Regions from separate parts of the Homo sapiens genome. Here all the other regions are linked to region 3. A link is a contact called in ENCODE Hi-C or POLR2A ChIA-PET data. All regions are on one chromosome and are shown on one strand. The core of a region is the stretch at or near the end of the contact, and the rest is flanking DNA. Distances in the headings are between cores, read along the strand shown. Region 1 holds the start of APBB1 (amyloid beta precursor protein binding family B member 1). Region 2 holds the start of FHIP1B (FHF complex subunit HOOK interacting protein 1B). Region 3 holds the start of TRIM34 (tripartite motif containing 34). Region 4 holds the start of SMPD1 (sphingomyelin phosphodiesterase 1). Region 5 holds the start of CAVIN3 (caveolae associated protein 3). Region 6 holds the start of RRP8 (ribosomal RNA processing 8).

The links. Hi-C counts contacts between places; a loop is a spot of excess contacts on that map. ChIA-PET counts read pairs that join two places held with the same protein, here RNA polymerase II (POLR2A). Pooled maps may share reads with other maps.
Region 1: a loop to region 3 is called in a pooled map, with 2.3 times the contacts of the local background. The contact joins the promoter of APBB1 here to the promoter of TRIM34 in region 3. A Hi-C loop is called at or near these places in 3 of 50 pooled maps. POLR2A ChIA-PET finds 5 or more read pairs at or near these places in 3 of 52 experiments (OCI-LY7, T-cell and activated T-cell).
Region 2: a map of B cell shows a loop between it and region 3 (19-fold over the local background). The contact joins the promoter of FHIP1B here to the promoter of TRIM34 in region 3. A Hi-C loop is called at or near these places in 5 of 168 maps with a recorded cell type or tissue (B cell, CD4-positive, alpha-beta T cell, CD8-positive, alpha-beta T cell and 1 more), 9 of 37 single-sample maps with no recorded cell type and 16 of 50 pooled maps.
Region 4: a loop to region 3 is called in a pooled map, with 5 times the contacts of the local background. The contact joins the promoter of SMPD1 here to the promoter of TRIM34 in region 3. A Hi-C loop is called at or near these places in 1 of 37 single-sample maps with no recorded cell type and 4 of 50 pooled maps.
Region 5: a pooled map shows a loop between it and region 3 (4-fold over the local background). The contact joins the promoter of CAVIN3 here to the promoter of TRIM34 in region 3. A Hi-C loop is called at or near these places in 8 of 50 pooled maps. POLR2A ChIA-PET finds 5 or more read pairs at or near these places in 2 of 52 experiments (AG04449 and activated naive CD4-positive, alpha-beta T cell).
Region 6: a map with no recorded cell type shows a loop between it and region 3 (4-fold over the local background). The contact joins the promoter of RRP8 here to the promoter of TRIM34 in region 3. A Hi-C loop is called at or near these places in 1 of 168 maps with a recorded cell type or tissue (naive thymus-derived CD4-positive, alpha-beta T cell), 6 of 37 single-sample maps with no recorded cell type and 13 of 50 pooled maps.

What each region holds. Positions count from the first base shown.
Region 1 is chr11:6,417,640-6,421,429 of GRCh38, reverse strand. APBB1 (amyloid beta precursor protein binding family B member 1) reads left to right here and starts at 2,336. Exons shown (of 15, transcript NM_001164.5): 1 at 2,336-2,445. RefSeq lists silencers at 1,969-2,368, 2,379-2,568.
Region 2 is chr11:6,232,104-6,235,885 of GRCh38, reverse strand. FHIP1B (FHF complex subunit HOOK interacting protein 1B) reads left to right here and starts at 1,250. Exons shown (of 12, transcript NM_001098794.2): 1 at 1,250-1,342. It also overlaps a transcript of CNGA4 not described here. RefSeq lists enhancers at 836-915, 313-1,003 and silencers at 1,046-1,345, 1,526-1,575.
Region 3 is chr11:5,623,546-5,627,275 of GRCh38, reverse strand. TRIM34 (tripartite motif containing 34) reads right to left here and starts at 2,275. Exons shown (of 8, transcript NM_021616.6): 1 at 2,216-2,275. The region is part of intron 7 of TRIM6-TRIM34 (TRIM6-TRIM34 readthrough); the gene reads right to left. It also overlaps a transcript of TRIM5 not described here. RefSeq lists enhancers at 1,757-1,856, 2,227-2,496, 2,587-2,666.
Region 4 is chr11:6,387,530-6,391,723 of GRCh38, reverse strand. SMPD1 (sphingomyelin phosphodiesterase 1) reads right to left here and starts at 1,250. Exons shown (of 6, transcript NM_000543.5): 1 at 808-1,250; 2 at 1-340. The coding sequence starts at 1,125. It overlaps LOC124902624 (a long non-coding RNA gene), which reads left to right and starts at 1,368. Exons shown (of 2, transcript XR_007062573.1): 1 at 1,368-1,617. RefSeq lists a silencer at 1,034-1,533.
Region 5 is chr11:6,319,251-6,323,313 of GRCh38, reverse strand. CAVIN3 (caveolae associated protein 3) reads left to right here and starts at 2,813. Exons shown (of 2, transcript NM_145040.3): 1 at 2,813-3,221; 2 at 3,750-4,063. The coding sequence starts at 2,838. LOC101927825 (a long non-coding RNA gene) reads right to left here. Exons shown (of 7, transcript XR_930998.4): 1 at 3,617-4,063. RefSeq lists enhancers at 2,047-2,136, 2,167-2,226, 2,237-2,596, 2,807-2,856, 3,400-4,063.
Region 6 is chr11:6,602,164-6,605,877 of GRCh38, reverse strand. It overlaps RRP8 (ribosomal RNA processing 8), which reads left to right and starts at 2,262. Exons shown (of 7, transcript NM_015324.4): 1 at 2,262-2,474; 2 at 3,663-3,714. The coding sequence starts at 2,376. It overlaps ILK (integrin linked kinase), which reads right to left and starts at 2,104. Exons shown (of 13, transcript NM_004517.4): 1 at 2,056-2,104; 2 at 1,518-1,698. The coding sequence starts at 1,606. RefSeq lists enhancers at 1,083-1,242, 1,473-1,712, 2,303-2,492, 2,488-3,029 and a silencer at 2,023-2,232.

The DNA of each region.
Region 1 (3,790 bases), core at 1,087-3,586, 790 kb before region 3:
GCCCACCTTGGCCTCCCAAAGTGCTGGGATTACAGGCCTGAGCCACCACGCCTGGCCATGCCACACACTTTTAAATAACCGGATCTCACAAGAACTCACTCATCATGGGGAAGACAGCACCAAGCCATGAGAGATCCACCCCTACGACCTGAACACCTCCCACCAGACCCCACCTCCAGCATTGGGGATTACAATTCAACATGAGATTTGATCAGGGACAAATATCCAAACTATATCAACACCCATACTGACCTTCCTGTATTTCTCCTGCTACTTGGAATACTTTTCTCTTCTCCTGGCTGACCTCTAGCTCCTTCATCCCTTTCCCTCACTGAATTGTCACTTCCTATGAAAGCCTCCTAAACTTCCCAGGCCAAATTAAGCCCACTCACATAGCTCCCGGTACATCTCCTTCAAGACACTCATCACATTCCTAATTACATATTTAATGTCTCTTTCCCCTGTTAAATTTCAAGCTGTATGAGAGACGGAACTGTATCTTGTTTCTTGACCTGTTGCTAGCACCAAGGACAGTACCTCATACATAGTAATTATTTGATGAAAGAAAATGAATGAATGAATGAATGAGGACACTTTTGTTCTTCTGGGTAATTCTTCTTCATCTTTCAAGAACCCAGGTCAGATGTCATTTCCTCCAGGTGAGATGCAGTCAAATCTGATTCGTCTTTAGATCCCTAGGGCCTGGCTTGGGACCTGATACATGGTTCATATATCATAGGCATTTGTCAAATCATTATAAACTATTGGTTGTGAATTCATAATTGTTGAAACTGAATGATAGGTATATGAGGGTTCATTATATTGTTCTGTCTGCTTTAGTATATATTGGAAATTTGCCATAATAAAAAGTTAAAACATTTATATTTACCACAAGTAAAATAAAAGTATATTCAAAGATGACTTTGAAGCTTCTGGCTTGGGAAGCCAGTAGTTGGTGTCATTCATTGGAATGGATGGAATGGAGTTGTGTCCAGTGTGGGATGTGTGTTGTGTTGTGTGTGTTGAAGAGGGTTCTTTTTCACCCCAGTGAAACTCCTTAAAAGACTAATAAAGGGGGATGAAACAATAAATTGAGGCTGGACACTGTGTCTGACGCCTGTAATCTCAGCACTTTGGGAGGCCGAGGTGGGAGGATCGCTTGAACACAGGAGTTCCAGACCAGCCTGGGGAACACAGTGAGACCCCCTCTCTACTAAAATACAAAAAGCCAGGCGCGGTGGCACATGTCTGTGGCCCAGGTACTCCGGGGGCTGAGGCGGGAGGAATCTGAGCCCTGGAGGCTGAGGCTTCAGAGAGCCATGATCTTGCCCCTGGGTGACAGAGTGAGACCCTGCCTTGAAAGAAAGAACGAACTCAGATTTGGATATCTTTAGTTTTAGGCACCTGAGAGGGATTAGCATGTAGAGGCTTTCTGGATGGTAATATAACCTCTCATTATCCTTGATGGCCTCTGGGTCACTGATCTGACCATTGGGATGTATCCCACTATCCAGGGAGGGTCTGTAGTAAGTATTGCACCCCACCATCTTCCTTACATCTTTACACTTTTCATTCACAATATCCCCTTCCTTGTGAATTTCTACCGGGGAGCAATGTATTCTTGACATTTTCCAGGCCTTGATGTCAGCTTTATGCTCAGCAGCAGAGGTATTTCAGTGTCAAGAAACATCGGAGTTCCAGTCTAAATTCATCACTAACTGTGACTGCGGGCAAGTCGCTTTACCTCTCTTAATCTTAGCCTCAGCCTCTGAAAAATGAGGATAATAATTCTGGTGATTTTACAGAGCTGATGTGAAGATTAATGCGCGTTAACGGTTTAATAGAGAGCCCGGCACGGTGTAAGTGGTCAATAAATACGAGCTATTATTATGAGCAACGCTGTGTCCTCAGAGCCTCCCCACCAGGACGTCAGGGAGCGGTGCAGCAGGAGCGGCGCAGAGTGCCTCCCGGGAATCCTTCCCCGCGCGGCCGCGGCGCCGCACAGCCGCCGCCATTCGGGCTCCAGCCCCGTCCGCGCGTCTCCCGGCGTGGGTGCGGGACCAGGGCGCTGCGGGGCGCGCAGGGTGAGTCTGTGGAATAGTAGTGGAGGACGGCGCCGCGCTAGGCGGGGGTCCCAGGGAGTCGGCTGCAGGGGTGTCTGCTGGGAGGGCTGGACCGCGGGGCTCACCGAGGTCCGAGGGCCGCCCGCAGGGTGAGGCCCCCAAGAAGCTGCGGCAAGTGCCGCGCCCGCCGAGCTCGCTCCCGCGCCCGCCCCAAGATGGCGCCCCTCCCCCTCCCCTTGCGCGCGCCTCCGCCGCTCGGGGCGCGGCCCCGCGGCCCGCGCGCTCCTGGGCGGGGGATGTTGTGATGGAGAAGCCGCGGCGGAGCCCGAACCCCGCAGCCTGAGCCACCTCCGTCATCTGGGCCCGGGGCCTCACCGCGCAGGTAGGAGGTGTCCCTGCCCCGGCCCAGCCCCGGTGGCTGCGTCCCGATCACCAGCGGCCGGCGGACCCTGTAGCCCCTACCCTGCGGCAGCCCGGGTCCCCCGGCCGGCCCCATCCCCCATCCCCGGGTCGCCCTTCCACCGCGCGCCCGCAGACCGTCCTCTCATACCCACCATCGCAGGGTCCACTCGGGCCCTCACACCGTCCCTTCCGCTGCCCTTTACCTCCTGCCCCTCGGGGTGACTAGGGGCGGGTATGGAGGACGCGAAGCGAGGGGCAGTGGGTGTTGGGGGAGGGGAGGCCCAGGTCCGGGAAGGGGACGTGGGGTGGGGTGGGCTGGCAGGCCGCGCCGATTCCAGCAGGGGTCCCAGGCCCTGGATCTGTCAAGCCGCATTCTGTTGCCCTCAGCGACCGAGGGGTGTGCCCTGGGGCGGCTGTGTCCCCAGCTCAGCCAGGAGGCCTAGCACTGCCAAGAACACTGATTAGAAGCAGTTTTCCCACTGCCAATTCCTAACCTGTTTTGTATCGGCCTGTGTATCTCTTGCATTCTGAGCCCCTCTAGCTATAGTCCCAGCTCTCTCCGCCCTTCAGAGTCAACGCTTGCTGTCTTCATTTCCTTACTTCCCATTCATTCTTAAAAGCACTCCACTCTGTGTCCCTGACACCCACTGAAACTGTCTAGGCCAAGGTCACCGGAGACCTCCTTGTGGAGAACTCCAGTGGACACTGTTATCTCCTTTACCTTTGAGTAGTATTCGGTGGGGTATGTCAACTCACTCTCCTTGAAGCATTTTCCTGCTTTCTGCCCTACAGCATTGTCTGCTCTTCTCAATCTCATTTGCTTCCTCTCCTCCTCTCTTTAGATGCTGGTGAGGCTCTTGGCTCTGTCCCGAGCTGTCTTCTCTCAGTATCTGTTCTTTCTCCCCAGATATTTTATCTACTCCCAAAGCTTCAAATTTCATATATATGCTAATGATTCCCAAATTTATATATCCAGCCCAGACTTCTTTCCTGAAATCCAGACTCATATGTCCAGCTGCTCTCTTGACATCTCCTTGAAAGACAAACAGGAGTTCCAAACCTATAGATTCCAAGCTAAATTATCTTCTGTGGTTTTCTCTGTACCCCACTTCCAAATCTGTTCTTCCTTCGAATCTCAAAAATGGCTCTTTGCCAATCTGGAGTCATGAGCAAGACTTGAGATTAACCCCTCTCTCACTCTCTGCATCTCATTTCACCAAGTTCTGTCACATCCACTGCCTAAATATTTCTCAAATCCATTCATTTCGCTCTTTCCTCACTGCCACCAAAGTTAATCTGGGCCACCACCATTTTTTTTCCTTGAC
Region 2 (3,782 bases), core at 1-2,500, 610 kb before region 3:
CTAACTGCAACCTCCGCCTCCCGGGTTCAAGCGATTCTCCTGCCCCAGCCTCCCAAGCAGCTGGGATTACAGGCGCGCGCCACTACGCCCAGTTAATTTTTGTATTTGTAGTAGGGACGGGGTTTCACTATGTTGGTCAGGCTGGTCTCGAACTCTTGACCTCGTGATCCGCCCGCCTCGGCCTCTCAAAGTGCTGGGATTACAGGCGTGAGCCACCGCGCCCAGCCGGTAAAGTACTTTTAAAACTACATGCCTTATCTGAAACTTCTATTTTTCTATTTTAGTTTATCTTACTCTTGCTTGTTTCCCAAGACTCGGCTTAGACACCGTCACCTCCCGGAAGTCTTCCCTAAGCTCCTTCACCGTACCTTCCTCTCATCCTCTATACATGCAAATCATGCTAAGTGCTGCTCCTAGGTGGCCCCCGTAGTAATGTACTTATTACACTACGCTGCAATTCTCTGAGGTCCTGGAGAGCAGAGGCCGGTTCTAATTGATCCGGAATCCAGCTGGGCATGCAGGCACTTATTCCGTGTTCCTTGACTAAGTGCTCAAGGGGTGACGGAGCAGCACAGCACAGCGGTGTTGGGGGAGCCAGGGGCAGTCACCGCTGGGGTACTAAAGTAGAGACCAAGCTATGCACGACGATGGAGCAAAATGAACTAGAGTGCCCGCAGTCAGCCCTCTCTAGGGCTCCACTTTTCCGCAGGCCCGGCCCACCTACTGATTCCTCCTCTCTTTTCGTGATAGCCTCGCCCCTCCACACCCACTCTTCCACTCCAAGCGTCTCCTGGAATCCATGGCCCCACCCCTTTCTCGCTCGTCTTTCTTCCGGCTCCATCTCTCCCAAGCCCCGCCCTTCTGATCTTTCCCTGCCTGTAAAAATCGCCTCTCCTTAGGTCCCGCCTTCTGCCCTCTGGTTCCACCTTTCCTTCCCGGGCTCCGCCTCCGCCCTGCCGGCCTCCACCTTCCCAGAGGCCTTCGCCTATGACACGCCGGAGTCCTTCTGAGGGGCGGGGTTTACGTACGAAGGGACGGAACCAAGAGGAGAGGCGGTGCTCCTCCCTCGGATAGCCGTCGGCGACCCCGCCCTTGCGTTTAGCCGTTGCCAGGAAACAAGCGTCCTTGCTCGGGTTTGGTCCGGCTCAGCCAATGAGCTGGCACGCCATTGCCCAGTCGTGCGACGCCGGGCGGTTGCGTGTGGTGCGCGGGGGCGCGGGCTGCGTGTGGCGCGGGGCGGGGCGCGGCTGGTGCGCTTGAGAAGCGATGGCGGCGGCCTGAACTCACCTAACACCGCAGCAGCAACCGGGCCCGGCCAGGTTCGGCGTTCCGTGAGTGAACGGTACGCATGGGCCAGAGGGCCTGGAGAGTCGTTTGTGGGGATGAGAGACTGGGAAAAGACGGTGACGGGTTTGGTTACTGTACTGGTTGTGAGGGGTTGGCAGGTGGTGAGGGTCCGGGTGTGAGTGTCTAAGATAGGGAAGGAGGGTGAGAGCTTACAGGTGAGTGGACAAATGAGGGGCTGTGAGAGGCTGGGTGCTTTCGGAGGTGCCAAGTTGAAGGGACTCCTGAACGCGGTTTACTAGGGCTGGGGCTACTGAGGGCTGGTGTGAAGGATACCCTGGGACTAGAGTGAGGGGTAAGGCCTGCGCGAGGAGAGAGAGAGTAAAAGGCGCAGGTGGGAGCCTGCGGGGTGGCGGCAAATTGGTGAGGGAGTTGAAGGCGAGGCATGGGAGGAGGGAATTAGGGCTTGTGAGACTTGGATAAAGGTGAGAGGTTGGTTCTGAGGCCTCCTTCGATGGACTGCCCTGTCCAGTGAGAGCAATAGTTTTAGACAAAGTAGGGCAGCTTAGATGGAAGTGTTGTGCACCTGACTCCTCTGCTCCCATGGACTTTCCATATTCTGGAGGACGAGAAAATGAAGGTGTCATAGGCAATAGTACTATGGTAATGAAAGTCATATTTGAGGCTCAGACTTCAACAGAGTAATCACAGAAACTTCAGTTCCTTCGAGTTCCTTCTCTGGACTGCATAGTTGAAGATGGGCCCTCTCATGAAGGGTTTTGCGCTGTGACAGCTTGTGTTTTCTCTCTACTTGCTTCTGGACAACCTTATTCCACTGTTGCTCCTTACCTGTGCTTAACTGTGGGTCTTTGATTGGATTGACCATATTCAGTTGCTAATTCTACTTTTATGGAGGTCATATGGTTTGCCCTATACAGTACTATATTTAGGATCCCAAACAGGATGGCCTTACTCTCCTTTCTTACAGTTGAATTTTTTAAAAAGCTAGTTTATATTATATTTAAAATGTGTGTTTGATGAGTTTTGACATGTGTACACATCTGTGAAATCATCATCAGTCTCAAGATACTGAACATTTTAGCCACCTGAAAATTTATCTCTTCCTCTCCACACCCTGTAGTTGGGTTCATCTTACTAGCATTCTTTTAGGTCCTCTTCTCCCCACCAACCCAAATGCACGTGAAATTCTGGAAAGTTGGTTTGGCATTCAGTGATAATGGCCACTTTCACACTACTAAATTTTCCTCTCTACTGCTAGTCAGCCATGGGGTTGGGACATCCTATTCTTTCCAGACTCAGAAAGAGTTAAGTCTTTCCTTAACTCTACAGTGGACAGGGAGAGACCATTTCCTGAGAATTAGACAGCCTCAGTCCCCATTCTTTTCCAGAGTCTTAGCTTCAGAGCCAACTCCTATATCCTGTGGTATATTCTCATTGCTTCTTTCTGGAGTCCAGACAGGCCTCCATATTGGTAGAACACTTGGCAACTTGCCCAGTCAGTCAGAACTTACAGTTCAGAGTTTAGAGTAGTGGTTCCTAAACACTGGACCAAGGACCCTGTACATGATAAAATTATCATCTATCCAAGATGGAGGGAGAGAAAGACAGTATGGTTATTCATGAAGATAAATTTATTCTCAGAGATTATCATTCCTATTCTTTTGGTGTTGCAGTGCTCTTTCGTTGATGCAGTAATGGTAACAGTAGATGGTGGGTTAAAAAAAAAAAGATCTAATTTACCCAAATAAAAAGTGTCAACCCAATTTTTAATTTTAAAAATTATTTCTATAGCTTTATGAACTTCAGAAATTTAAAGTGATGATGGTGTGGCTGTTGTATTAGGTTGAGGAAGCATACATTTATACAATGATTCTGTATAACTTAACATCTGAACAGCATTCATGCTTTACATAGGGATTTCAAATTTTATTATACTGATTTATATAGATACCTTGTAGACAAAGACAGGAACTTTCATTTTATAGATGAGAAATTAAATTCAGTAGCCAGAGATCATACAGGGATACAGTGGCAAGGCTGAACCCAGAATTTTGTCTCAGAGTGAGAGAGACTTTGGGAAAGAAGATTTATAATAGACACTGAAGGTGATGTGGGAGGATTTTTTAATGATTTGTAATTGTTCTATTTCCAAAAGACAGAAAAGGGACTGTGAGAGTGACATAGGGATGAAGGTTATGTTTAATGCTGTCGCAGTGACATTGGAACAGGTATATATAATACCTGGATCACATCTTGATAGTGGATCATATCATGATAGTGATAGGATGAATCAAATCAAATATTAGATGGTTCTTAGGGACTGTCTAAATCCTTGTTATAATGGAGAAAGCACTGGATTTGGTAAGCTTATTGTTTGCTATCCCAAACTCTGTTGAAATAGTAGTGCATTAAGTATAATGGATTTTGATTTGTATCATATAGTGAGTGGTAGTTCTGAGAGGATGAAACATACATGA
Region 3 (3,730 bases), core at 1,026-3,525:
CCCGAGTAGCTGGGATTACAGGTGCCTGCCACAACGCCCAGCTAATTTTTGTATTTTTAGTAGAGAGAGTTTCACCATGTTGGCCAGGCTGGTCTCAAACTCATGATCCACCTCAGGTGATCCACCCGCCTTGGCCTCCCACAGTGCTGGGATTACAGGTGTGAGCTACTGTGCCCACCCATCACTGTCCTTCTTCACTCTGCTCTCATCTCTGTTCTTACATCAGTAGACAGAGTGATCACCTTAAAGCAGATGTCAATCATGTCACTCTCCTGTTCAAACCCATGCCACCCAGAGCGAGGCCAGACTTCATAATGGTCCAGTTAGGTCCACATCACACATGCCTTCCCACTGCCTCAATCCTCAGAGCTCACCATATTTTTTTTTTTTTTTGAGACAGAGTCTTGCTCTTTTCCCCCAGGCTGGAGTACAATGGCGAGATCTTGGCTCACTGCAACCTCCACCTCCTGGGTTCAACTGATTCTCCTGCCTCAGCCTCCCGAGTAGCTGGGACTACAGGCATCCGCCACCACACCCGGCTAATTTTTGCATTTTTTTAGTAGAGACACAGTTTCACCACATTGGCCAGGCTGGTCTTGAACTCCTGATCTCTGGTGATCTTCCTGCCTTGTCCTCCCTAAGTGCTGGGATTACAAGCGTGAACCACCGCGCCTGGTAAGAACTCACCTTTTATGCCTCTCCAGGCACACTCCCATCTTAATCTTCCACACTGTTCTCCTTTTAAGCCCGTGGGAAAAACCATTAAAGCCTTTAATTTCCTCGCATTCTTAAGATTCTACTCAAATGTGTTCTTACAATGAAAACTATTTAAAACTTTCATAAAAACTATTTAAAGTTGCAAGGCCTTCATGAGGTCTTTACAGAGTCATTACCCTAATGTAACTTCTTGAAGATGTTACTCCATAGTATTAGTCATCTTCTTGTGTACTCTAACATTCATCGATATGGTCTATGATCACTTTCTATTTGGATGTAGGCTTCCACGTATATTTCATATTTATTGAATGTTAAATGGATGCTAATTGCACGTTTTTACATTAGCAGCCTGCTTTATAATCAATTTTATCCCATATGTTGGGTCTTGTGCCTGACTAGACGCCTCTGGGAGACAGTCAGTATGTAGGCAGACATGGATTCTACCCAGGAGTAAGGCAGAGACACAGGATGGCAGTTACAGTGAACTCTGAAGGGTGAGAGCAGAGGCCAGAATGGCATGTGTCAGAATATCTGTAACATATCAATCAAGGTGCAAATTGCTCACAAGTGAGCTTAAGATAGGACATACTCTATATCAAATTCTTAACAAGAAGATTAAATCCGTGGGCTCCTTCTGAGCCCACAATGAACAACTTCTGTTAAGTAATTGTGAGCAAAGAAAAGCAATAACAAATTGAGGTTACAAATCAATGCCAAGGTGTGTCTAAGAGGAAGAATGATGAGGAGCAAGTTCTGAGACAGGTGAAGACGCTGGTAGCACATGGGTTACTGAAGTAAAAGTAAACAGGTATGTTCAGGGATGTGCAAGGAGAGCCCTGAGACCTGCAGAAAGACATAGGAACAGAGGGAACAGAGCGGTGTGCGGCAGTCACATCACTCAACCTGCTATTGTCAGGGAGGCCAAGGACTAAGAATACGTGAGGATGGCCACAGAAAGCCCCTTAGTGGTTGCCAGGAGGGCAGCAAAAGAACCCACTTCAACCCCTGGCCGTGCTCCCATGGCTCCATTCTATCTGACGCCACATACTAGGAGCTAAGCCCTGCACACACTTGGAAAACAGAGACCTCCTTTCACCAACTTCTCTTTTGAGGAGGGAGTAGGAGGTGGAAAATAAGAGATCTTCTGTTCATCTCTTTGAGAGAGAGAAAGAGAGAGAGAGAATTGTTTCCTTTGCAAGGTAGAAAATCAAAATTATACAATAGGAAGGGAATGGAAATAGATTCAGCCTGGAGGAAAAAAAGACACCCCAGAAAACAAAGGCGGCCTTCTGCCTCTTTAACACTGCTTTCAAGGCTGTCCCTCCCCAGACTCTAGGCTGCTATCAGTGTGCACTCAAAGCAGGAAGCCTGCAAGCTAGCCTTTGCTCCCGACAGAGCAGGGGAGACTTGGGGCCATAAATCAAATTCCCCTAACTTCACTGAGAACTTTTCTCCTGGAGTCTCATACCCTCTACCCCCCACAAACCTCCCCACACACCTTCAGAGCAACAGAAATCTCGGCTCCTGGTTGAAGAGGTGAAGAAAAGCCAGGGTGGGTGTGGTCAGGATTCATTCAACAAATGAGGTTCCTCTGTGTGAAGAAGTCCCTCCCTCCTGAGGAGGAACTGCCTGAGAAATGAAAGTGAAATTTTTGGGGCTGTCAGGAAGAGAAAAGGGGAAGGAGCGTCTAGGTGAAATGAGCTGTGTAGTCCTTTAGAGCCTCTGGACAGAAGGTAATGCTCTTAATCCAGTGATTCTCGAGGGCAGAATGGAGGATTTGCACTAGATGGCACATTTGGCAATGTCTGAAGAGATATTTGGTTGTTAACTAGGGGAATGCTACTGGCATCTTAGTGGGTACAGGTCACAGATGCCGCTAAGCATTCTACAATGTATGGGACAGTTCCCACAGCAAAGAATGATCCATTCCAAAACATCAATAGTGCTGTGTTTGAAAAGCCCTGTTTTAACCTTCCCTGCCTCCCAGGCCAGCTAAACACCCAACTCCCCTTCTCCTACCACTTTCATGGTTGCACATGGTCCCTCGAATCAGTTTACCAATTTGAATTATCCTTCAGCTCCAACGATCCACTTGTGTGCTACCTACCAAAGTACCATGTCACCCGCTAGGAGATGGAGGATGGGTGGCGGAGAGGTGGATGGTGCTGAGAAAAGTTGGCTACAAAGGACCTGGGGAACTTTTGGGAGTGTTGGAAATGCTCTAAATCTTTAAAAGGGGTAAAACTTTTTCAAAACTCATCAAACTGTGCACAGTAAATGGGTGCATATTATTGCATATAACATATATATCAGTAACATTATTTAAAAATGAAAAGTCTTCCAGGTAATTTTTACGCGAATCTGAGGCTGAGAACCACTAGTTGTAAGTAGTAAATCAGGAGTTTTGTGCCCTGGACAGAAAGGGCTGCTTTGAAACTGAGGTAACCTTGAAATCAAACCGAACGAGGAGGAAACTTGAACAAGAGTTGCCACTCGTTTGGTCACAGGATGACCCCACATTGTGCCTCCACAAACAGCATGCTCCATTTTCATGAGGAATATAAGTTGATAGATTCATTTTCTGTGCTGTATGCATCAAAACAATCCTAGTCTACCTCCTGTAGAGCACATTACATAATAAAAGGTGCCACCTTTGGAAACCACCTGACAAGGTACAATTTTCATTTTTGCCCTCTCCATCTGACTCATGCATGGTGATCAAGGACAATTATAAACTTGTTGGAAGTTTAACAACTTTCCCACAAAAATGTATCCACATCCAATACCTTGGGAATATGCTTTGACTACTTTTAAGGGAGTCAATTACTATCAGGTTAGTGCAAAAGTAATTGCGGCTTTTGAAATTAAAAGTATTATAAAGCCAACTGTGGTGGCTCACACCTGTAATCCCAGAACTTTGGGAGGTTGAGGCGGGCGGATCACAAGGTCAGGAGTTCGAGACCACCCTGGCTAACATGGTGAAACCCCCGTCTCTACTAAAATTACAAAAAAA
Region 4 (4,194 bases), core at 1-2,500, 770 kb before region 3:
CCGTGCCCTCCAGGTAGTCATGATCCCAGTGCAGGTCAGTGAGGAAGAGGATGCGGCTGACAGGGGCACCTGGGGCTGGGGGGCTAGGGGGTTTGGGGGGCGGCTTCGGCACAGTAGGCAAAGAGATGTTCCAAGATGAGAAAATGTCCCAGTGCCCACAGGTGGAGCCCAGGAGCAGGCCACAGGCCTCAGATGGGCTCAGCACTGAGCGTCTCCACACCTCCACCATGTCATCCTCAAAGAGGTGGACAATGGATTGGCACACGGCAGGTGGTGCTATCTTCAGCAGATTGCACAGCTTGATGGCCACGGAGCCCACGCGAGCCACATTGGGTTCCTTCTGCAGTGGGAGGAGCGCATGGTGAGAAATCAGAGGCAGAGCAGAGGAACCAGGCCAACCCCTGGCCACCACCCCTTGGGCCTCCATTTCCAAACTGGGGCTGGGCAGGACTCAGTGCACCAAGCTCAGTGCACACCTTTGCCTTCCAGATATTGCCCTGTAACTCAGGCAGCACCAGGCCATCGCTTCTTCTTTAGCTCAGCGGCCTGTGGCATGAGGCCTTTGCTTGGCAAGCTGACTTCCTCAGGCACTGTCTGCATTATTTTCTTACTTCACAAAGGTCACAATGGGGTGATGGTGGCATGTAGCCATGGGTGTCCCCAAAGGGGAGCAAACTCAGTGATGGATTGTAGATGCCACCCTCTCCATCAGGGATGCATTCTGAGCCCAGCGCACCAGCATCAGCCCCAGCCCCCAGCCCCAGCACTCCTTTCGGCCTCCTCCACTGCAGCCCCTTCAGTGCTCACCTTCAGCCCGAGGTTGATGGCGGTGAATAGACCTTTGCAGATTGGGCAGGTGAGGTTCCCCCACCCAAAGACATCTCGGAGCCGGGGCACTATGCGATGTAACCTGGCAGGATGGCCTTGGGGAGAAAGAGGGTGAGCCTCTGCCGGAGCCCAGAGAACCCGAGAGTCAGACAGAGCCAGCGCCAGCGCCAGCGCCAGCGCCAGCGCCAGCACCAGGCCCATCCAAAGGAGTCCGGGGGCTCCGGCGGTCCCGTCTTGTCCCTGCTCCCGGCCGGACCTGGGGCAGCTCTGGCGGAGTGACGCTCCGTAGCGGGGCATTGTCGCGCTTCCTACACGGGGCTGGTTCGTCTGTCCCGTCCCCCCCGGCCTGGACCCTAGCCAGCCCTCAGGGCCCCGGGCGGCGCCGGGGACACCCGATTACCCTTCTCTGTAGTCGGCTGACTGCTCCGCGGCCGGCCGCAAAGCAGCTCCGCCCCTTCCTCTTCCTCTGATCTCTGACAGCTGATCTCTCGGTGGCGGGCGGCTGTCAACGCTGCGGAGGCGGAGGGGGCGGGGCGCTCCCGGGACCGCCCCGATTCCGCCCCCTCTCCCTGCCCCCGCCCTGCCCCGGGCGCACGGGCTGCGGGGGTGGGGACTCTCCCTGAGGTCACCAGGGGCTCCGCCTTGAGGTCACAGCCGCGGGAGGCCGTGCTCGTGCTTTGGAGCTCCATGTGATGTGGTCGGTGGAAGACGTCTCCTTTGTCAGAATCCGCGCTCAGATTCCCGGAATAGCTGCCAGACCGACCCCAGCGTTTAGCCCGGGAAGGGGAGGTAGGAGAGAGCAGGGCGGGCAGGATCCTCCCACTGGGTGTGTTGCCTCTGACAGGAAGGCGCCTTCCCTCGATTCCCCATGCTCTGCCACTGGCACCAGCCCTCTTGAGTCACCCTGAGAATCACTCACCTGTGATTCAGATGAGGAAACAAACCTTAGAGATGGTGAAGAGACTAGGAAGCCGTAAAGACCATATAGCCGTGGGGGCCAATAACATGGGCGGGAACCCAATTGGGTCTCCCACCTCCGTGTATCCACGACAGTAAAAGCGAGCATTTATGGAGTTGTTTATGATGTGCCAAGCACCAACCCAGGCACTTTATAATTAATAATCTTCAATTCTCACAACAACCCTAAGAAGTACCTATTATATTGGGGCTCAGAAATCCATACCCAAAATATGGTGGTTTGACTTACTAAGTTAAGCCTTAAGGTGTGTCTGGCCTTCCTACTCCCGCGCCCTCTCTCCCAAAGCCGTTACCTAGCGTCCAGACCCATCAAAAGGAACAACGGTTTTTTTCTTCCCCTCCCTACAAAACCAAGAATATAATCACACCTGAACAGACCCCTTCACATGATAATGTGCTAGTTAATCTGTTCCCTGATCCATTCCTTCTCCCTCAGCAGAATTCCTCTTCCCCTCACTCCCACAACCCCCTTTGCCTGAATGACACCTAAGCTTCTGAACTCGTCTGGGAAGTGGGTAGTCACTCTGTGGTTCCCCGTGGACACATTAATACAATTTCTATGCCTTTTCTTCAATTAATCTGTTTTTTGTGGGTTGATTTTTCAGCAGAATTTCAGAGGGCGAAGGGAAAGTTTCCCTTGGTCCCTGCAAATACTATTATTACCCTCCTTTACAGATAGGATGAGGCACAAAGAAGTTAAGTGGCAGAATAGCAATTAAACCCTAAGCTGTTTGACGAGTGCTTCTGAGGAATCCTCAGAGCTATCAAGTCCTGTCAGTTCTTTCCTTTGATAATTTTTTACAAGTGTTTTTTCCCCCCAGTTCTGGGGACATCATCTCAGATAGAGTACTCACAGTAATAATTAGCATGCATTTTTAAGATTATGTACTATGAAAAACAAAACAAAACAAAACCTTTTTATCTAAGGAAGATGAGCCCCTTTAAATTATCAGGCCCAGACAGGCATTTAAAATGTAGCAACAGTCACTCTCACTCTTCTTTGAGCTAAGTAATTATCTCTTGAAACCACTTGCTATGCCAAGTAGCCATTAAATGCCATACACCTTATAGTTCAACAATGTATAGCCAAGCGCTAAACAATGTATAACCAGTGTTATTTCTGTAAACAATGAGAATTCCTGATGAACAACTTTTGTATTCATTTCCTCTCCTAATTCATCTTTTTTTCTTTGAAAATATGAGCCTCTCTTTTGTTGTCCAGAGTGCTCCCCCAAGACAACTTGCAAGTGTGTCCTGGGTCGCAGTCCTCAACCTTGGCCCTTGGCCCGAATAACCCTCTGTAGGTACTTTTCTGAGGACTCTGCCTTACGTTAATCCTCACAACAAATTTGGAAGTCGGTATTATAATTATCCCCATTTTACGGAGAAGGAAAGTAGGATTAAGTAAGTGGCTCAAGATCCCACAGCTAGCTAGTAAGTGCTGGAACTGGAATTTGGATGTGTCAAGCAAAACATGTCTGAGACAGGTCTCAATCAATTTAGAGGTTTATTTTGCCAAGGTTAAGGACATGGCTGGAAGAAATAAACACGGAATCGCAGAAACAGTCTGTGGTCTGTGGCTTTCTCCAAAGATGATTTTGAGGGCTTCAATATTTAAAGGGGAAAAGTGAGCTGGAGGGAAAGAAGAAGGGTATGGTAATCCACATGTCGCAAGAGAAAAGGAGCAGGTAGGGAGATACTCAATTATGTGTTCGTCTGGCACTTTACATAAGATAAAGTAAATATGCCTGTGGAGATATTTAACCTTTTGTGTTTTTTTTGTTTTTTTTTTTTTGAGACAGAGTTTTCGCTGTTGTTGACCAGGCTGGAGTGCAATGGCGCAATCTCGGCTCACCACAACCTCTGCCTCCCGGGTTCAAGTGATTCTCCTGCCTCAGCCTACTGAGTAGCTGGGATTACAGGCATGTGCCACCACACCCGGCTAATTTTGTAAATATTTAACCTTTTGTCTGTAGCTATCTGCTTAGGAACAAAAGGAAAGGCAGCTTCTTGCATGACTCAGTTTTCAGTTTATTTTTTTTCCTTTTGGCATAGTCAACTGGAGTCCTGAGTTTTTATTTTCCTTTCACAAATGCAACATTCTGGCTCTATTCTTTGCTGTGTGGGGACCCATTCAGAACACCAGAGTTGGTATAACAATTATTTTAAGCCGAAGACATTTCAGATTCAATAGATGCAGAAATAAACCTTCTGGGAGCTTTCTTCATCTGATTAAAACTTCTGGGAAATGTCAACCTAAAGGGAAAAATCTAAGGCAAACTTGATATAAGTAGAGAGTTTATTTGGGCCAAGTTTGAAGACTGTGAAGCGAAGATTCAAGTTGCCCTGAGTATATGCTCCCAATTAGCAGAAGTCACAAGTGGGTTT
Region 5 (4,063 bases), core at 1,564-4,063, 700 kb before region 3:
ACCTCTTTGTGTGTCCATGTCCTAGTTTTCCATAGCTGTGACACAACCAATCTCGGGTATTTACTCCAGACAACAATGCCACTTCATTACCAGGTTTTAAAAAAATATCTGTCTATGCTGGGCGCGGTGGCTCACGCCTGTAATCCCAGCACTTTGGGAGGCCAAGGTGGGCGGATCATGGGGTCAGGAGTTCAAGACCAGCCTGACCAACATGGTGAAATCCTGCCTCTACTAAAATTACAAAAATTAGCTGGGCGTGGTCACGCGTGCCTGTAATCCCAGCTACTCAGGAGGCTGAGGCAGGGGAATTGCTTGAACCTGGGAGGCGGAGGTTGCAGTGAGCCAAGATCGCGCGTTTGCACTCCAGCCTGGGTGACAGAGCGAGACTTGGTCTCAGGAAAAAAAAAAAAAATCTATCCAAATCTATCCAAGTATCTATGCAAGTACTTCTTACTTCCAAATGCACTGAATTTCCTTAGCCCCACTCATCAAAGCTGGTGATTCTTTCATAGGCTTCCTGTAATATTAATATCCATTCCCAGTAGTACCCAGATTTTTGTACAGATATCCACTTTTCCTCCCATACCACCCTAATACTCCTGGGGAAGCTGAATCTACTCTACTTCAGAATTGATCTAACTTGTCAAAAGCCAATTATTAGATTTCTTGTCAGTGATTGTTTAGGGAACATAGGCCTAAACCCATCAATGCATGTCATTTTTGTAGCCATAGAATTTGGATTTGGAAAAGCCATGTAACCCAGTGGAAGGCAAGTGTAAAAATTCTGGGAGGCTTCTGGGAAATAAATGTCCTAAATTTTAAGATGGTCCCCTTTTTTTTTTAAGATCTTGTGCAGAGTTGTGAGGCCTGGAATGAAGCTGACACCTGTGCGTATGTGGGCACATACACATGGGTAGGGGGTGTGTGGGGGACATGGGGGAGTGTGAGAGGTGCGGGATGGGGCTCATAGTTGAGCAGTGGAGAGAACTGTAGAAAACCAGATTTGGAGCTGTGAATGACTCACACTTAATCACCACTCTACCAATCCTCTTTTTCAATTATGTTTGAATTGAGTTTCCTGTTACTAAGTACTGTTTGAATTGAGTTTTTGTTCCCTCAGTCTGAAAGCATTTTAACTGGTACATCCCTGATGGATCTCTCTGGGTAAATGTAGTTTCACTGGAAGAGATGGTGATTCCCACCAGATTCCCAAGAGAGCTTATTTTCTCTTGTATTAAGCAGCAGGGGTCAGGCTTATGGCCTTGTATTTGTAGAAATCAGCCATCAGCTTAGCATCACCAGATTTCTGGCATTAGCTGCCCACGTCTGTGGCACTTCAGGCCCATGTAACTATTTCCAGAGTGACACAAGTTTCTTCCACAGTTGTCAACAAGTGGCCCTCACAGGTTCAGTGAGAAGAGGAAGAGGGAGAGAGATCATCAGGATTAATGGATTACTTGCATTTGTGAGACGGTTTGCCAAGTATTGCTACAAACAAGGCACGGGATTTTCTTTTTTCTTTTCTTTTTTTTTTGAGATGGAGTCTTGCTCTGTCCTCCAGGCTGTAGTGCAGTGGAGCAATCTTGGTTTACTGCATTCTCTGCCTCCCAGGTTCAAACGATTCTTCTGCCTCAGCCCTCCCGAGTAGCTGGGATTACAGGCGTGTGTCACAACGCCCTGCTAATTTTTGTATTTTTAGTAGAGACGGGGTTTTGCCATGTTGCCCAGGCTGGTCTGGAACTCCCTGCCTCACGTGATCCTCCCCCCTCGGCCTCCCAAAGTGGTGGGATTACAAGCATGAGCCACCGCGCCCGGCTAAGGCATGGGATGTTTCGAACTGCTGACATTAGAAATTCACAATCCACATCATTAACTGGATCCTCCATGCCCACTCTCTCCCTCTCTGCAGCAGCAATTTCAAATCTTTACTCTCCGCAGTTCCACAGAACACAAGAAACAAACAAACAAGCAAAAAAAGTCAGGCAGGAGCCCAAGTAACCTCTATCAAAGCAAAGACCAGTGCCTAGTCTAACGCTTTTAAGGATTTTAAAAGAGGTGAAGGTGTCCTGCTTATCCTCCAAGCTTGGGTGCTGGGGCCGGGGCGGCTGAGATTTACCAGTGAAACCCAAAGAAAGAGAGGGCAGAAAACTAGAGAAAAGAAACCAGATAATGCTACCCAAGAGGACGAAATAAAGAAGCAGGAAACGAAGCCTGAGGCTAAACCCTGGAGATGACTATTAGGAAAACACCAGAGGATGCCCCGCCCGCCAGCCCACAATGAGCAGCCTGTCCAAGTCACAAAGCGGGGCCTCGGGCCTTGACAGTTCGCGATCTGTAAGCAGAATGTTCCAGGGCCTCCCTGTCGCCTGCATCCAGCCTGGGGGCAATCTTCACTGGTGTGGGAGGCCGAAAGTGGACGGCGACGGAGGCCCCTCTGGTTATCTCTTTGCCGTGCCAACACAGTCTCTGCGCCCACTAAGATGCATGAAATAAAAATTTCCGTGACTCGCCCTTTGCAGTGGAGAACTGAAACAGGCACACCAGGGAATTGGAGCGGAGGAGGGTAACTCAAACTCAGAGTGAGAGGGTTTGCAGGGGGCCGATTTGGGGCCAACAGGCTTCCCAGCAGGCCCCCGGCGCGGGACAGCGGAAGGCGAAACGCTTTCAAGAGACCCCGCTGCCAACATCCCCACGCCCTCGCGCCCTCCCGCCGCCCCAGAAGGCCAACTCCGCCTGCCTGAGTCACAGCTGGAGCTGGGGAGGAGCCAGGGAAAGGAGGCCCCTGACCGTAGTGCGGCCAGCAGTTGCAGGCAGACGGAGCAGAGCGGTCAGGGATCATGAGGGAGAGTGCGTTGGAGCGGGGGCCTGTGCCCGAGGCGCCGGCGGGGGGTCCCGTGCACGCCGTGACGGTGGTGACCCTGCTGGAGAAGCTGGCCTCCATGCTGGAGACTCTGCGGGAGCGGCAGGGAGGCCTGGCTCGAAGGCAGGGAGGCCTGGCAGGGTCCGTGCGCCGCATCCAGAGCGGCCTGGGCGCTCTGAGTCGCAGCCACGACACCACCAGCAACACCTTGGCGCAGCTGCTGGCCAAGGCGGAGCGCGTGAGCTCGCACGCCAACGCCGCCCAAGAGCGCGCGGTGCGCCGCGCAGCCCAGGTGCAGCGGCTGGAGGCCAACCACGGGCTGCTGGTGGCGCGCGGGAAGCTCCACGTTCTGCTCTTCAAGGTCAGTGACCTCAAACGGTCCCCAATCCGAGGCCTTTGCCGGCCTGTGGGCCACCAGCTGGGGGCTCCCCGCTTCCATCCACCTACCACACCCACATTCCTGACCCCTCCCGCCGTCTGTTGCTGTGGAACAGACTCACAGAGCCGCACCCACTTCCCAAGACCCAGCCCCATCCCTCCCTCTCACGCCTGAGCCCCGCCTGGCCAATCCAAGCCCGCCCAGCTCTAGCTCAGGCCACGTCCGCAGAATTTGGTCTGAGTCCCAGCCAATCCCTAAAATAACGGTGGTTGAAAGGGCATTCCGTGACTGCGGGCACTATCCTCTTCTCGCCCCTCACCAGGCCTCACCTACTTTACAGCGTTTTGCAGTTCGCACGCAGCTTTCCCTCCCCTTACCTTCCCACGCCTGCCTTTCCCCCCAGACTCTGGCTGCGGAGGTAAAAGGTTTCCCTTGTGTAATTAAGGAGTGAGTTTCGGGCTGCTGGGGGTAAGGAGCTGCCAGGATCAGTGCTGTGTCCGTCACATGCAGGAGGAGGGTGAAGTCCCAGCCAGCGCTTTCCAGAAGGCACCAGAGCCCTTGGGCCCGGCGGACCAGTCCGAGCTGGGCCCAGAGCAGCTGGAGGCCGAAGTTGGAGAGAGCTCGGACGAGGAGCCGGTGGAGTCCAGGGCCCAGCGGCTGCGGCGCACCGGATTGCAGAAGGTACAGAGCCTCCGAAGGGCCCTTTCGGGCCGGAAAGGCCCTGCAGCGCCACCGCCCACCCCGGTCAAGCCGCCTCGCCTTGGGCCTGGCCGGAGCGCTGAAGCCCAGCCGGAAGCCCAGCCTGCGCTGGAGCCCACGCTGGA
Region 6 (3,714 bases), core at 1,013-3,512, 980 kb before region 3:
ACAAATCTGCTGTATCGAGAGCAGAGATTATGTCAGATTCTGGACTCTAGCACCCAGCACAGAAGGTGTTCATCATAGTGCCTTAAATTAAGGAACCCAATGTAGTCTGATTTCTTCACCCATTATTCTGAAACAACACTCACAGATGGTCAAATACATCCTAACTGCACACTGAGGGGAGCAACAGACACTGGGGCCTACCAGAGTGGGGCGGGTAGGAAGAGGGAGGGATCAGGAAAAATAACTAATGGGTGCCACGGCTTAATACCTGGGTGATGAAATGATCTGCACAACAAACCTCCATGACCTGAGTTTACCCATCCAACAAACCTGCACATGTACCCCTTAACTTAAAAAAAAAAAACCCAACTGTAAATTCAATGGCTACTTTAAAATATTAATGTTCTTTGATCTCTCAGTAGCCTGTACTGCCGTTGACTACCTCCCCTTCATTAAAACATTCTCTTCTGTAAGCTTTACTCACACATTTTCCTATTTCTTTTTCAACTTGCGGTTGCTCCTTTTCTGTCGTGCAGGCTTCCTGTCCCCTGACCTCTTGCCTTCCACTCTCCTGAGACGTTCTCCTTCACAACCACGTCTTCAAGTATCATCTATATATATGATATATATATGCTATCTATATGCTGATAGCTCTCAAATCTGTGTCTCCAAGTCAGATTCCTCCCCTGAATTGCAAATCTGCATAACCAACAACACACTCAACATTTCCACCTTGCTGTATTGTCACCTTAACTTTAACATGTCCAAAATAAAATGCCTCATCCTCCAGTTTTCTCCATCTCAGTAAAAACAACCAAGTTCCCAAGCCAGAACCCTGGTCCTCATCTTTGCCCTTACTCACTCCCCACACCAAGTTCCACAATTCTTCGTCCTAAAGACTTCTGGAATTTGATCACTTCTCTTTTTCACTCACCCTAATTCTAGTCCAAGACATCATTACTTCTACGATGAACTAGGCAATTGCCTCCTTTCCACCTGCTCTTCACAAAGCATCCAAGACGATACTGAAAAATGGACAATCTCATTATGTCACTATACAGCTTTAAAACCTTGCTTTTAAAATAAAGACCTTCTTATAGCCTAAATATGCTTGCATGATCTGGCTGATCCTTGGAGACCTCTACAGTCTTATGTCCTGTTCTTTTCCTCTTGTACCCAATGCTCCGACCCACAGAGATCATCTATCCTCCAGCCATATGGAACTCCAGACAATTTCCTGTTCTCTCTGCTCTGTGCCTTGCCCCCTAGCCTTTGGCCATGCAGTCTACTGAGGCTGGAAAGCTCTCTGTAGCCTCTGCCTGTGAAACTCTTATTCTGCAGTCAAGATTCAGCTCAAACTGCGTCCTCTGTGAAAACCCTCTGCCCCCCACAGGCTATGCTTAGCACTCATTACACTGGCTAGCAAAGGCAGCCGCCACCACCAGACATGAGCACTCCACTCCACGTAGCCAGGAGATCTCTAGCCTTCCTCTCATCCACCAACCGTTTCAGCTCACCCCTGGTTGAGGTCGTTCTCCGTGTTGTCCAGCCACAGGCGAACGGCGACTGCGTTGCCCTCCCGGCACTGAGTGAAAATGTCGTCCATAGCAGCGTCCCGGCGCCGAGTCCCCTGGATTGGGGAAGCCTGAGGACTGTGGAGTGATCCAGGGAAGGAGGATGAACCCCAAGCTTTATCCTCTACAGGAGAGAAGTGTTTGTGTTGGGGGTAGGGGGCCTGAGCTGCGTCCCCGGCTAGTGGGGGTCTGTGAAGGAGTTCGGGGCTGCGGGATGATCCCTGGCTGTGTCCTCTAGACGCGAGGTAAAGGCGGGTCAGGGTGGGCAGGGGGTGACGAAGAGGTAGTGTCTGCTGAACGGATGTCCGAGAGCAGGCAACTAGACCCTATCCGCGAACAGAGTTGGGGGAAGTGGGGAGGTTCAGGCTCCGTATACTCTGGGAGAGGGGACCGGGGGTCCTCCCCAGGGTTGGCTCCGTTCCTTACTTGGGACTCAGGAGAAGTGAGGGGTGACAGGGGGCGCGGGTCCTCTCGCACTCACCGGGACTCGGGCTGCAGGATCCTTCTCCGGGGAACTCCCGTCCGGCCGCGCCCGCAGCCCGCCGCCGGCCCCGCCCCGCCCGTGGCGCTCTTGGGCAGCGCGGGCCTCCGTCCCTCCCCTCCCACCGCCTCCCTGCCCTTCTAGCCGCGCCTGGCTAAACTCGATGGTTCGCTGCGCCGCGCCGGCCGCTCTAGCAACCCCTGGCTGTCACGCTTTGGTTTCCGGGTCGGTTCTGGCAGGTCTGAGCGCTCCGACTTCCAGAGGAGCGCTGTGCACGTGGAGAAGAGCGGGGACTCGGCGACCCTGCCCTCCCGACCCTCATGTTCGAAGAGCCTGAGTGGGCCGAGGCGGCCCCAGTAGCCGCGGGCCTTGGGCCCGTAATCTCACGACCTCCGCCTGCGGCCTCCTCGCAAAACAAGGTGAGTGACTCGCGGGAGCAATGGGAGCTGTTTCAGGCCGCGAAGCGGACATTGGTGGATCCCAGCGCTGTGTGTATTGCGGGGAGGGACACCTGTGGCACCGTTAAGGGCGAGTCCTGATCTGAAGATCCGAGAACTTCCAAAAGAAACTGACGTTGGGTCAGAGAGAGTTGTTGAGTAGAAGTTGGTGAAGCGAAGAGGGTTCTTCAGACAGGAAAAAGTACGTACAAGGGCCCTGGGACAAGAGAGCATGTTCTGTCAGAGTCACAAACACAAGTGGTCCTTGTGGTTGAAATACATAGTAAATGAAAGGGGCATATATGCTGTTCAAGTTCAAGAGGTAGAAGTTTTGCGTATATTGAGAATAGAAGCCAATGAAAGGTTTTAAGCAATGGAATTATTTCTTCAGATTTGTATTTTGAAAGGGTCGTCGGTTACAGTGTGGAGGATGGATTGGAGACAGTAAGAGTTGTCAGTATCATTGTTCAAAGGAGGGTGTGGGAAACTTAGAATCAGGGTAAGTGCCTGGCCTAGGATTACCTGGTAGGACTGCAACACAGAATCAGCCTTCCCGACAATACATCTTCTCCTTTGAGCCTCTGCAGATGTGAGGGCCCTGCTTCCTCAGGCTTTTCTTACCCTTCAGTCTGCCTCCAACATGGAATCGGCCTGCTTTGTTTCCTCCTTTTTCATCCCCTAGCCCCATTACCATTGTCCAAGCCGCTGGCCTCTCTGTCTGCAATTTCTCCCCTTCAGTTTGTTTTCTACACTGCAGCTAGAGACATGTTAAATATTTAATATACGTGTGTGATCATGTGTCTCCTGTGTTCAGAAGCCTCCTTACCTCTTACAGAAATGTATCAGCTCTAGGCAAAAGCTCAAGGTGAAGGGTTGGAATTCCTGGTCTCTGGCCTTGGTCTTGTTGCTTGTGGCCTTTGCATTTTCCTTTGGGGAAACCTCCATTAGCTCATTTACACATTGAAGAAAGTGGGATAGGTGGTTTCTCTGCTCTCCAGCTTCCCAGAAGTTGGGGTGGTGACATAAAAGTTCTTCTGGGTTCTGGCAGGCTTGACTGGGAAGAATTCAGATGCTTCTGCCAGTCTGAATCAGGTCCACATCTCTCCCTTCTTGTTCTCCAGGCCTCATCCATTCTCTTTAGGCCCACTGTCATCCCCTGTTTTCCTCCAGGGCTCCAAGCGCCGCCAGCTCTTGGCCACATTACGGGCCCTAGAGGCAGCAT